Linked DNA regions of Homo sapiens: regions 1 and 3 are each linked to region 2. The links are chromatin contacts, found by Hi-C in ENCODE. All regions are on one chromosome and are shown on one strand. The core of a region is the stretch at or near the end of the contact, and the rest is flanking DNA. Distances in the headings are between cores, read along the strand shown.

Region 1 (4,280 bases), core at 127-2,626, 3.4 Mb after region 2:
CATGTGTGTGTGTTTCTGGCTCTCTCTCTGTATATATCTACCTGTATCTGTCTCTCTTTTAGCAATGAAAACAATAACTTACTCAAAAGACCCACGTATACCCTTGACAGGCATCTCATTGGTGAGAGGTACATCATGCGGCCACTTCTAGTTATCTGCACAAATTGAAGTTCCATATTACTGAAGTCAAACAGGCAAGGAAGACATTATTGAAGACTACTGCTGTTGGGAAAGGGGATAAAACTCTTCTAATCTCAACTCCTCTAAAAGAAAAAAAGGAGTGGAGAGTTATTAAGAGCTATTTTGGGAAGATCACCGGCCACCTGAGTTTGCTGATTGACTTTACCCAAAGGAAAAGTAAATTTTCTCCTCCATGACAGGAGGTGGTTTTACAACTTGAAGCGAGAAGCCTACAACAGTTAGGTTCCTTTCCTCTCACACAAAATAAGAGATGGCCCACTACCTTCCTTGCTGATTATATTTCAAAGGCATGATGGCTTTCCATACCCTTGAGATAGTTTTCAATTATATAACTGGCCAGAAGCTTTAAAAAATATTTACATCTGAAAAGGGAAGAGAAATAACTTACAATGGTAAAGTTTTCTAAAGTAATTTTTTTTAATATACTTTAAGTTCTAGGGTATATGTGCACAACGTGCAGGTTTGTTACATATGTATACATGTGCCATGTTGCTGTGCTGCACCCATTAACTCGTCATTTACATTAGGTATATCCCCTAATGCTATCCCTCCCCCCTACCCCACGACAGGCCCCGGTGTGTGATGTTCCCCATCCCGTGTCCAAGTGTTCTCATTGTTCAATTCCCACCTATGAGTGAGAACATGCAGTGTTTGGTTTTCTGTCCTTCTAATAGTTTGCTCAGAATGATGGTTTCCAGCTTCATCCATGTGCCTACAAAGGACATGAACTCATTACAAGCAAATGCTCTTTAGAAAGGGAGGTCAGGGACCCATAGGCAGGAAAAAAAGCCTGCTTAAAGCTTGTAATGAAGCTAAGGAAAACTAAGCCCTTCTGGCTTACAGATTAAATGTGTTATTGCAGTTTGACACCAATGAATTCAGATTATGAGTTTCCAATCTCTCAGGGTTCCTGCATGAGAGAGTTGCTGTACATTTTACACAATCTCTTTTTGTCTACTTACTTTCTTAATACGCATCCTTGACCGCTCCTCACTAACAGTGAAAAGAACAATGCTTCCAAAACGGTCACGTCCTCGCTTTTTACACAAGTGCGCGTGCGCACTGGGCGCTAGGCCTCTGACGTCACCAAGTGCATCCGCCCCTACAAGTTAGCAACCGAAGGCGTCCTTAGCAGCAGTGGCCGCTGAGATGTACGAACTTCCGGTTCTCCGGGCAGCTGCCACTGCTGTAGCTTCTGCCACCTGCCACGACCGGGCCTCTCCCTGGCGTTTGGTCACCTCTGCTTCATTCTCCACCGCGCCTATGGTCCCTCTTGGAGCCAGCGTGGCGGGCCTGGCGGCTCCCGGGTGGTGAGAGAGCGGTCCGGGAACGATGAAGGCCTCGCAGTGCTGCTGCTGTCTCAGCCACCTCTTGGCTTCCGTCCTCCTCCTGCTGTTGCTGCCTGAACTAAGCGGGCCCCTGGCAGTCCTGCTGCAGGCAGCCGAGGCCGCGCCAGGTCTTGGGCCTCCTGACCCTAGACCACGGACATTACCGCCGCTGCCACCGGGCCCTACCCCTGCCCAGCAGCCGGGCCGTGGTCTGGCTGAAGCTGCGGGGCCGCGGGGCTCCGAGGGAGGCAATGGCAGCAACCCTGTGGCCGGGCTTGAGACGGACGATCACGGAGGGAAGGCCGGGGAAGGCTCGGTGGGTGGCGGCCTTGCTGTGAGCCCCAACCCTGGCGACAAGCCCATGACCCAGCGGGCCCTGACCGTGTTGATGGTGGTGAGCGGCGCGGTGCTGGTGTACTTCGTGGTCAGGACGGTCAGGTGAGGCAAAGCCTCGGTGGGGCACCCCCGTGGGCCTGAGATACGCAGGCCGGTGATCTCCAGCAAGGCTGACTTCTGTGACCCTTTCCCCCTTCCCCAGCATCAGGGACTCCTGCTTAAGAATATGATATTGACTTTCTTAAAGGCCTGTTACCTTTGGAGCAATTTAAACCTATAACTAATTGCTGCCTTTTGTTTATAAATGAGTGCCCTACCTCCAAATCTCTTCATCTGACCTACAACCCACGTCAGCCTCAAAGGGCACCCTTTCTCTGAAGTGAGGATAATCTTTATTCCCTAGAATTTTGACTACTCTGTCTTGTAATACTTCTACCTTTCTAGTCTAAATTTTTGTATACCTAACTGGTCAAAATTTTGCCAATCAGAATGCAAACTCTTTAAAGACAGGATATCTATTTAGTAGGTTTGTGAGTCTTACAAATTATTTGTACAATGCTGCCACTTAATAGGAAATCAATATATATTTGAGTGGATTAATAGTAATATAGAGGTGCCTTATGGATATTTTATTTTTATAAAATTCAGGAGAAGAAAAGTTCTTCCTTACTATCAGTGTTTCCTAGTATTGCCCTTTAATCTGCCACCTAAGTGGCAGAGAATCACCTTCCTGAAGAGTTGACATACAGAGCCAAGACCTCACCATTAGGAGAAGCCAGCAAAGAGATAAGGTGAGGGAAAGCTGTCTAGCAGTTTATTTCATTATAAAATAAGTGTAGAGGGTAGGTTTGCAGCTTATGTTTGTTTATTGTTTTCAAAATTCACGTTTTTCCCATAAATACCCTCTGTATTGTAATTTAACATATTTCTTTAAACTGATTATTTAAAGCAAAAGTTTCCTTTTAAACAAGTCGTTATTATCATGAATGGAAAACCAACATCACTTGGCTAGTTAAAAAATAGTGTAAGCCAGTGGTTCTTGACATGTGGGCCAGGGAACCACACAGGTGGGAGTTTCACTTAGACCTCTTCAGGGCATCTACAGTATTAAAACTATTTTCAAAATAATACATTCTGTTACAGGCTTATAGGGTACAAGTAGTTCATTGATATTGTTTCAGATTCCACATTGCAACTAATCTTTAAGAAACTGCTTGTCAAGTTTTGGTGTAGTAGTATCATAAAGGAATAACCACTCATATATAAAAAGGCTATTAAAATGTTTCTTTCCATTCCAAGTTTATATCTGTGCGAAGATGGAATTACTTTGTATGCTTCAACCAAACAACACATTGCAAAGGATTTAATGCAGAAGTAAATATAAAAATCTATCCATTTCCTATTTTTTGTTTCTATTTTTTATCTACTCCTATCACCTTAAGCCAGATATTAAAGGGAATTGGAAATAAGAATCTAAATGTCATTCTTTTTACGTTTTTTTCTTTTTTGAAAATATAGTTGTTTTTCATAAAAGTTATGTTAACTTGTAATGTGTTTACTATTATTTTAAATCAGTTGATAAGTATAGGTTTTCTCAAGTTTAATTAATATGGTAAAGTTGATATGTGTAATTCACATAAATATAAGTTATTTTGGGTTCCTGAACAATTTTAAGAATGTAAAGAAATCCAAAACAGCAGGCGTAAGCAATATTTGAGAACCACAGCTGTAAGAAATATTATTTGAGCTAGATATTGTTGGTTCACAAAGGCTAGCAAATCTGCACTCACACTCTAAGTGTTAAAAGCATATTACCACCAAACTGAGACTTTCTTCTTAATATAAAGAAAGATTAAAAGAATATTGAAACAAATTATTTTCCTCACTATATAACTGTTATTTACTGCTGTCTGTACATAGTTCCTATAAAAATGCATGGCCCCTTGAATGTTGTATCTCTTATACATAAAAATGATAAGTATAATGATAATTTGGGGGGAATATTCCTTCCTTGTTTTTTTCCTTTTGCTTCCACCTTTTTAATTATTTTAAATACACATATTTATTACCATTGATTTTCTGTCATTAATGTTGTAAAACTTGGACAGATACAGTCCTTCCAATATGATCCTATTGGATGACTTGGTAACATGATGTGTGTTAACAGCCAAATTCTGAACTATGGCTAATAAAAAGTGCATTCTTTAACCAGCATCTAACATATTCATGCAGTCCAAGTCCTACATTTAGTTGGCTGCCTGGCATCCAAAGCTTGAATGATGCTAACAATGTCTGGGCAGTGTTCCGAACTCATACTTTTTGCTTCCAGATTATGGTTTTCTTCATTATCTTGGTGAATGCTCATTTTGGCTCCCATTTTCAAACTATGTGTGACAGTGCACTGAAATTAGTTAT
Region 2 (3,798 bases), core at 1,299-3,798:
CTAAGACAGAAGTCCAGCTCAGAGGAAAGAGCCACCAGAACAGGGTAAGTGGTAGTGGTACTGGAAGGAAGGAATAAAAATCTTTAGGAAGTATTATGGGAGAGCTTGGCAATTAGATGTGGAAGGGTAAAGGGAACGGAAAGCCACAATTGGAAGTGATGAGGAAAAGCAAGTTTTAAGATTTTATTATTTTTTTTTTTTATAGAGCTTGGGAAAAGAGAAAGGGGGTAGAAAAAAATTGAATTTGGTTTGAGCACTGAGAGTCAAATAAAAATGTTTAAAGGAAAACTGGAGGCCAGGTGCAGTGGCTCACACCTGTAATCCCAGCACTTTGGGAGGCCAAGGTGGGTGGATCACGAGGTCAAGAGATCGAGACCATTCTGGCCAACATGGTGAAACCCCATCTCTACTAAAAATACAAAAATTAGCTGGGCGTGGTGGTGTGCGCCTATAGTCCCAGCTACTTGGGAGGCTGAGGCAGGAGAATCGCTTGAACCCAGAAGGTGAAGGTTGCAGTGAGCTGAGATTGTGCCACTGCACTCCAGCCTGGCAACAGAATAAGACTCCGTCTCAAAAAAAAAAAAAAAAGAAAGAGAGAAAATTAAATAGGAAAGGGGCCTATATTTAGGAATGAAGTTATAATTAGAAGGAAAAATTGTCAATTATTTTATAGAAGTGAGAGTTGAAGATGTGAAGTGGATGCTATCACTGAGCAGGAGATAATGGAAGAAAAGGAATGTTTGGGAGCAGAATTCTGGGGCAAGTTCATATTGAAAGCTAAGGGCAGCTAGTCAAACAATGATTATTGATATAGGAGGAGCCAAAGAAGTAAAAGGGAAGAGAGGCCCAAGAAAGGGTACCAACACTGGTGAGATTCAACTGAGACCGGAATGTCATATTTAATGACTAAGTCATTTCTTGGTGAACTTTACAAATAATTTAAATATTGCAGCGCCAATGTTTTGGAAGATAAATCTGGCATCATTTTGATGTCTCACCAAAACCTTAACTTTTAAATTTAACTTATTTTCCATGCTTTGTCTCTGCCTCCCCCGTCCTCTAACACTCTTACTTTTGACCCCTACTTCTGTCAGAGACACTAAGGAATGAGTGTGCTGAGAAAGCAGGAAAGGAAGGTATCTTTCCGAAGTGATAGTAGGTTTTCATAGAGAAAGTCCAGCTGATTAGAAGAATCTACATGAGAGGCAAAGTAAACATTGTCTTCCAAATTTCACACTGATTTTGCATTTGATAGTTTAATACTTAAGCGCTATTTAAGATTAATTTTAAAAATCCAAAACTTGAAGCCTTAACATAATGCAAGAACCAGTGTGACTCACATCGCATATCCTATTACATAATTACACAATATAGGTAGTCCTTATCATGGGGTTCACTCCTTACCAAAAGATAACGGCTCCTAAATAAATGTACAAATGTCTTGATCTATATATTAATTTCTGTGCCATAAGACTGAGGCCATAAAATCAGATTTTGTTACTCCCCTGATTAAAAACATTTAGTGGTTACCCCCACATTCTTTACCAAACCTCCAAGGCTCTGTAGTACATAATTTCTCACCTTTTCCGCTACATCTCCAACCATTAGTGTGCATCTCACTTTGCTCCAGCCACATTACATTGGCCTTTCCTCTCTTCAAAGACTTTTCTGTCTCAAGGCCTTTGCACTTACTACTGCTGTTTCCTCTGCCTCCAACTCTTTCCAAGGACTTCACTGGGCTGTCTCTTTCTCACACAGCTCCTATTATTCCCCCATTCATTCTTTCATTTAGTGAATATTTATTGATTGTCTACCAAAGGCCAATAACTTGTGCCCCTCCTCTCCACCAGATACATATACTTTCTATGCCATTATCCTTTATCATTTTCATAGCATTTATCCATTATCCTATTTTTCGTTTACTTGATGATCTGTGTCTCTCTCTCCACTTGTCTGTTTGAACAAGTGAACCTCCTAATGTTGCTACTAAAAAACCGACAAATATGTGTTGACTGAATGAATCAGAAAGACTGCTATGCGACTGAGTCTGTTAGTAGGGAAGTCAATATTATCAAATCTCGGGGGGGGGGGGGGGCTTAAACCTTTCACAGCTGGTCGGAAGCTCAGGATCAGAGAAGTTTCCAGGCCACAGAGATGCAAGCGTTTCTCTTCAGCGCAAAGCGAATAGCAGCAGAAAAGAAAACAATTATTAGAAGACGGGACCTTTGCTCTATCTGGGGGAAGGTAAGCTCCCAAACAAAACCTTTTTAAAAATCCGACTTTCTGAATGCTCTCTTCTCCATTCCCAGCTTCTGCCACGTCCCGGGTCCCAGAGTGTGCCTGCTCAGATCCCAGAAAACTTGCAGGAACAGGAAGAGGTCACACAGTGTTAAGGGGAAGGGAGAACAGGAACGGCGGGTTTCTTACCGCGGTCAAGACCCTGAAGTCATCTCGGCTCATGTAACGCAACTTGGCCACATTCACTTTCCCCATGGCGGCCCCAGTCCGAACCCAGATGCCTCTCCGACGACAGCCGCAAAGCGTAAGGCAGGTCGTTATTCCAGCCTCTAAGCGCTTTACAGCGCCAGATGGCTCGCGCACGCGCTGCGTCTTAGTATAGGTCCTTGTTAATAGTTAGAAGTGCTGTTCTCATTGATATAGGAAAATAAAACTACTTGTATGTCTTATGAAACACATAGTATGTAACAAGTGAACGTTTTATTTTTGTGTAATTTTTGCGTTGTGACTGAGTTGGCGGAGTGTAGATATTCTCTACAATGTGCCTTTTTTTTTCCATATCTGTCAGGACTTGCTGCCTCAATGACACGTTCCGCCTCAGAGAGCAAAGTGGTTACTTAATGGGAGGAGCAAATTTTTCCCGCAAACAACTTCTACTCTAGGCAAAGTGACTTCCAACAAGACAGGGGTAAAAGAACCTGAGCTAGAGTCCAGACAACCAAATCTGTTAAAGGTAAAGTGGACTGTAATCACACAAGCACGCCCTCTACTCCTAATTGCGCCTGCTCCGGCAGCTCCGGAGGGCGTGGTTAATGGAACTCATGCGCTTGCTCAGTACTTCTCTTAGGTTGGTCTAGGAGGCTTCGAAGTGCGCCTGCGCTGGTTGGGGTGGGAGTTTAAGGTGACACGTGGAGAGCGCGGCGGACGTCCTTACCTCCAGAGGAAGTGGGGATTTTGATAGTTCGGGCTGACCTACGCGGGTAGGACTTCGAGGGCCCAGGAGCGATTTAAGGATTTTAGAATAGTTACCCATACTGGCTCTGCAACTCCTCGATATTCAAGCCTTTGTCTGCTTTTTACTTGAATGCAGCATGTCTTTGATTAACCATCTTCAACCAATGAACATCTCCATTTAAACGGAATTTTTCTTTCTGTACTTACATAAGAAGGCATAGAAATGAATTTTTTTTTTATTTTTGAGACAGAGCCCGGCTCTGTCACCCAGACTGAAGTACAGGGGCGCGATCTTGGCTCACTGCAACCTCTGCCCTCTAGGTTCAAGGGATTCTTCTCCCTCAGCCTCCTAAGTAGCTGGGATTATAGGCTCACACCACCACGCCCTGCTAATATTTTTATTTTTAGTAGAGATGGGGTTTCGCCCTGTTGACCAGACTGGTTTCAAACTCCTGGCCTCAGGTGATCCGCCCCCCTCAGTCTCCCAAAGTGCTGGGATTACAGGCATAAGCCACCGCGCCTGGGCGAAAAGTTTTTAAAAAAACCAAGTGACTAACTTTATTTGTACAAATTTATGGGGTACGTGAGAAATTTTGTTACAAGTAT
Region 3 (4,300 bases), core at 118-2,617, 3.1 Mb before region 2:
GCTGTCTTCCCATCACCTGAACACTATCCGGCACACTGAAGGTTGCCAGTAAATACTTGCTAAATGGATAAACAAGTGGATGCTCATGGTTTCATAGATAATATTTCCCTCTTGGCCTTGGTACTATTTATTCTACCATATGGAGCAGCCATAGCCTGAAAGCATCCAGAGCATCCTTAACTTTTCAGCGTAGGATTCACTGGTTAAGTGGAAGTAAGGCCTAGTTGAAAATTCTGAAAGAAGCCTGGTACCAGCACTGTCACTGAGGCCTTAACGAAGCAGATCCAAAAATACTCTCTTACTCAGTTTCTACATTCGCTAAATGTATACAGTGTAACCGTCCCTCGCATTGTAGGATAAAGAATACACCTTATCAATGAGATATTTGTTATGCAGTATATGGCATGCGTTAATGCAAACGATGTCATGTACTACATTAAAAAATCGCACTGATATTTTGATAAATATACAATGCACTTGTAGATAAAAACCAGAGAATTTTTCCCTCTACAGCTTTTTTGAGGATTTGGGAGAAATGGACAAATGCAACAACATTGCATGTCATTAAATACAGTATATCCAAACACAACGAGTTTCTTGGCCCAACAGATATAGACCCTGGAGCACTATAAGAATATGTTAAACACCTGGATGAGGGAAAGAGAAGACTGCTTCCAAAACATACTTACTTTATTTCAAAGTCAAAAGTATTCAACACTTAATTCATACTGCATCCCAGAGAAACGTCCCACCCGCGCCCATGCATGTTACAAGTTTTGAGAGCATTTTATAACTGCACTTTAATCCCTCTGCAGTGAATGACTTCTGGTAAAGCGCTGGCAGTTAATAATACTTTTTGTAGAAAAAAAAATTAATACAACAACCACAATACCTCCACTCGCAAGAAAGCGGAGGAGGGCCCATTACTCTGTCTCCAGGGACTCCCAGAATCCCGTACGCCCCGACATAAGGAAAGTCATCCAGGGAACACACACGTCGCTCCCGCCTAGAGAGTGGAAATGGAACATGGGACCTGCCCATCAGCGGAGGCCCAGACACAAGTCAGAGGTGTCCGCAGGGAATGCAGCGTGGTTCCAGACAGCCTCGGTCCCCAGGGCCAGCGACCACCGCCTGAGACCGACCCAGGCCAGCCCCCTCCTGATTTCGACCCGGGCCTGCCCCCGGAGCTCACATCCCCGCAAACGGCAGTCCTACCTGAGCTCTGCCCCCAGCCACAGGGCTGAGGGGGCAGGCGGGAGGAGGCGTGGCCTTCCAGTTCGCCAGTCGAACTCCCTCGTGCGGTTGTTATGACTTTCCCTCTCGGGATCCGCGCCCCGACCAAGTTCGAGTTGCACTTCCGGGGTCTTCAGGAGATTGATACGTCATTACGCACTTGACGGCAGCGGCGGCGACAACCCGGAAACGGGCGGGGCGCGGGCCCTGGGTAGGTTCCTGTGGTATTAGGTGGACTGGAGAAAGAGGCCCGCGTGAATTAAGTGTAGTTCTCTTATGCACTGGCGGACTCTGGTCGCCCTTCCTTGTGAAGGCTGCCTGGGTAGCCGTAGAGGACGAGGCCACTCTAAAGCCTCGTTTTCCCAGCGGAATTTTAACTATTCTAAGGATGTCCTTACAGCCAGTTCCCCACTCCGCTACTCAGAGTGTGTCAGACTTTACCCTGTCCATTCAACTCCAGAAAAACCGGGAGGTCTAGATTCGGAAGATTAAATTTACCTTTGAATTAGGACATGTAAAATAGGAAGTTAATATTAGCATCCTAATGACAAAAGTTTTCTCGTTATCATACTTGACTCAAATGGGAATCTTACGGATATTAATGTTTTTTCCAGAAACAGGTTTGAAAGGTATTTCAAGGATAAATCTGGGGAAAGGGATGGAAGCAACTGATTTTTAATTTTTAGATAGTACTCTCAGAGCATTTATTTAGTCCAAAACTGTTAATTTAATGAATTAGGCTAAACTAGACGCTGGGGTAACAAAGCTGAGTTAGATACCCTCTCCTCTGAGGCAGCTAAAGAGAAGGAAAGTCTGGTGGCTGACAAGTAAACCAACAGTTATGTTCTTCAGAGAGGAGATCTCAGACTCTCTAAGGTATACTTCACTTCCACACTGTTTGTACTTTGCAAATGTACCCTGCCCCCTAAAATGTAAACTCACTGATGGTAGTGACATAATCTTGTCTTTTTAATGTATCCTCAACCATACAACAGTGCCTGTCCACAAAGTAGACAATAAATACTTATTGAATGACTGAATGATCACAGTGGTAAATAATAGATTGGGGAAATCTAGAAAAGTGTATAGGACAAGAAGAAAGTGGTGTAAGTAAGTGGCGGGAGATAAGGAGCAGTAAAAGGTGAGAGAATCCACTGGAGTTAGCCAGAACTGAGTACCTGAATGAATCTCGGGCATTGCAAGACTGTTAGGGCTTCATTTCCGGAAAGAACTCAAATGGTTTGTAGAGTGACACTTTATACTGAAGAGGAAGGCAACAGCCAGATTCTGAAAAGCTTTCTATGTCATGCTGAGTAATTTGATTTTCTGCTGCAGACAATTGGGGAAGCTGAAGGATTGTTGAACAGAGGAGGGAAACATTTTTATTTTGGTGGACTTTTGCAACAGTGACAGATTATATTAAAAAGATAAGGCTCCCAAAAATGTATAATCCCAGTTTAACCATGAGAAAAACATCAGACAAAATACCTGACCAGTACTACTCCAAACAGTTAAAGTCATGAAAAACAAGGAAAGTCTGAGAAACTGTCTGAGCCAAGAGGAGCCTAAAGAGACCAACTTTAATGTTGGATCCTGAAATAGAAATAGAACGTAAGTGAGAAAACTAGTGAAAATTGAATAAAAAAGTAACATTCCATTAAGAGAATATACCAATGTTTACATAAAATATGGAGATTGGTCAAAAGATGAGTGACATGACCTTTCAATATTTCCAGGATAGAGGCCCACTCAAGGGTTAGGGGAATGTACTTTGTTCAGTAGTAAACTATTGAACAAACATATGGGTGCTTCAGCCTGCAATTCCAGCTGGACTTACATGGGAATGAATGAGCCTTCAGATTGTTCCTGTCATTGAGTCAGCTGGGGTCCAAAATTTCATAAAGCAGAGACGAGCCATCCCCACTGTGCCCAGTTCTGAATTCCTGACCCACAGAAACAATTAGAGATAATGAAAATGATTCTTGTTACTTTAAGCCAGTAAATTTTGGAGTGATTTGTTTTTCAGCAAAAGAAACTAATAGCTGTATGACAACAGCCAAAGAGTAAATATCCTTTCAAGTCCAATCCTGCCTAAGATGTCAAAATCAAGAATGAAGAGGTTATGTGCTGAAACAGAGTGAGTCCTTTTCTCTCCTTACTCTACCCTAAATGGTAAACTCCTGCCTCAGCTGACCACAAAAATATCTTCTGCAAATCTGTGAGGAGAAAGGAGGGAAAGCAACAAAAATTGTATGTGGGCTTAGATGTTTTGTTAGAATTACAACAGCCCATGTGTAGCTTAGCAGAAACCATTACAATGATGACTACACAATATAGTACAAAAATGTCCCCTCATTTTAACCATAGTCATCTAAACTGTACAAGTTAGTTTATAATTTTAATTTATACATCTCTAGGGAAGCCAGAAACTTCAGTTTCTCTCCCCACCTCTCTTCTCTTGCACTTCAAAATCCTACTAAGATAAGGAAAAAGGAAAGGAGATTTGTTCCCTCCTGGCTAACAGCTGGTCCATCTTTGATCACTAGGATGATCAAAGAAATGTCCCTATACCATATTTTGCGTATCCTCCTCCTATTCCAGACCACTTCCTTGGGCATCTATCTTTTTATCAATCTACTCCCACCCTTCACATTAAATGATTTCAGTGACATACAGCAGACAGACACCTCCAAAAATACTAACAAGGCTACATGTTGTTCATTTAAGTTAAAAATAAAATTTAAACCTACTTATCATGACTAGGACTCAGTGCCAACATTTTGGCAGCTCAAGAAAATCCATTAAGGAAAATATTCTTAATTAGATGCTAAGGGCAAAGCTCTGTCCAAACTAACCAACTGTATTAGAATGAGGTCTGGATTCTGACTTAAATTTGGAGAATCAAGTAACATTCCTGCCCTTGCTCAAGCCCAAGCAGGAATGTGCTGTGGTTTGAATGTGTTCTCTAAAAATTCATGCATTGGAAACATAATTGCCATTGTAATAATATTAAGAAGTGAAGCTTTAAAGAGGTGATTTAGGTGATAGGGACTGTGCCCTCATAAAA

The links. Hi-C counts contacts between places; a loop is a spot of excess contacts on that map. Pooled maps may share reads with other maps.
Region 1: a loop to region 2 is called in a map of B cell, with 13 times the contacts of the local background. The contact joins the promoter of FAM174A here to the promoter of RIOK2 in region 2. A Hi-C loop is called at or near these places in 3 of 168 maps with a recorded cell type or tissue (B cell, CD8-positive, alpha-beta T cell and naive thymus-derived CD4-positive, alpha-beta T cell) and 13 of 50 pooled maps.
Region 3: a map of CD8-positive, alpha-beta T cell shows a loop between it and region 2 (18-fold over the local background). The contact joins the promoter of ARB2A here to the promoter of RIOK2 in region 2. A Hi-C loop is called at or near these places in 3 of 168 maps with a recorded cell type or tissue (CD4-positive, alpha-beta T cell and CD8-positive, alpha-beta T cell) and 10 of 50 pooled maps.

Annotation. Positions count from the first base shown.
Region 1 is chr5:100,533,998-100,538,277 of GRCh38, forward strand. FAM174A (family with sequence similarity 174 member A) reads left to right here and starts at 1,377. Exons shown (of 3, transcript NM_198507.3): 1 at 1,377-1,967. The coding sequence starts at 1,534. FAM174A-DT (FAM174A divergent transcript) reads right to left here and starts at 1,246. Exons shown (of 5, transcript NR_172939.1): 1 at 1,164-1,246; 2 at 83-155. RefSeq lists an enhancer at 1,336-1,635.
Region 2 is chr5:97,180,699-97,184,496 of GRCh38, forward strand. RIOK2 (RIO kinase 2) reads right to left here and starts at 2,549. Exons shown (of 10, transcript NM_018343.3): 1 at 2,428-2,549. The coding sequence starts at 2,493.
Region 3 is chr5:94,110,296-94,114,595 of GRCh38, forward strand. It overlaps ARB2A (ARB2 cotranscriptional regulator A), which reads right to left and starts at 1,368. Exons shown (of 11, transcript NM_032042.6): 1 at 1,216-1,368. LOC105379087 (a long non-coding RNA gene) reads left to right here and starts at 1,407. Exons shown (of 7, transcript XR_001742441.2): 1 at 1,407-1,444; 2 at 2,030-2,109; 3 at 3,260-3,370.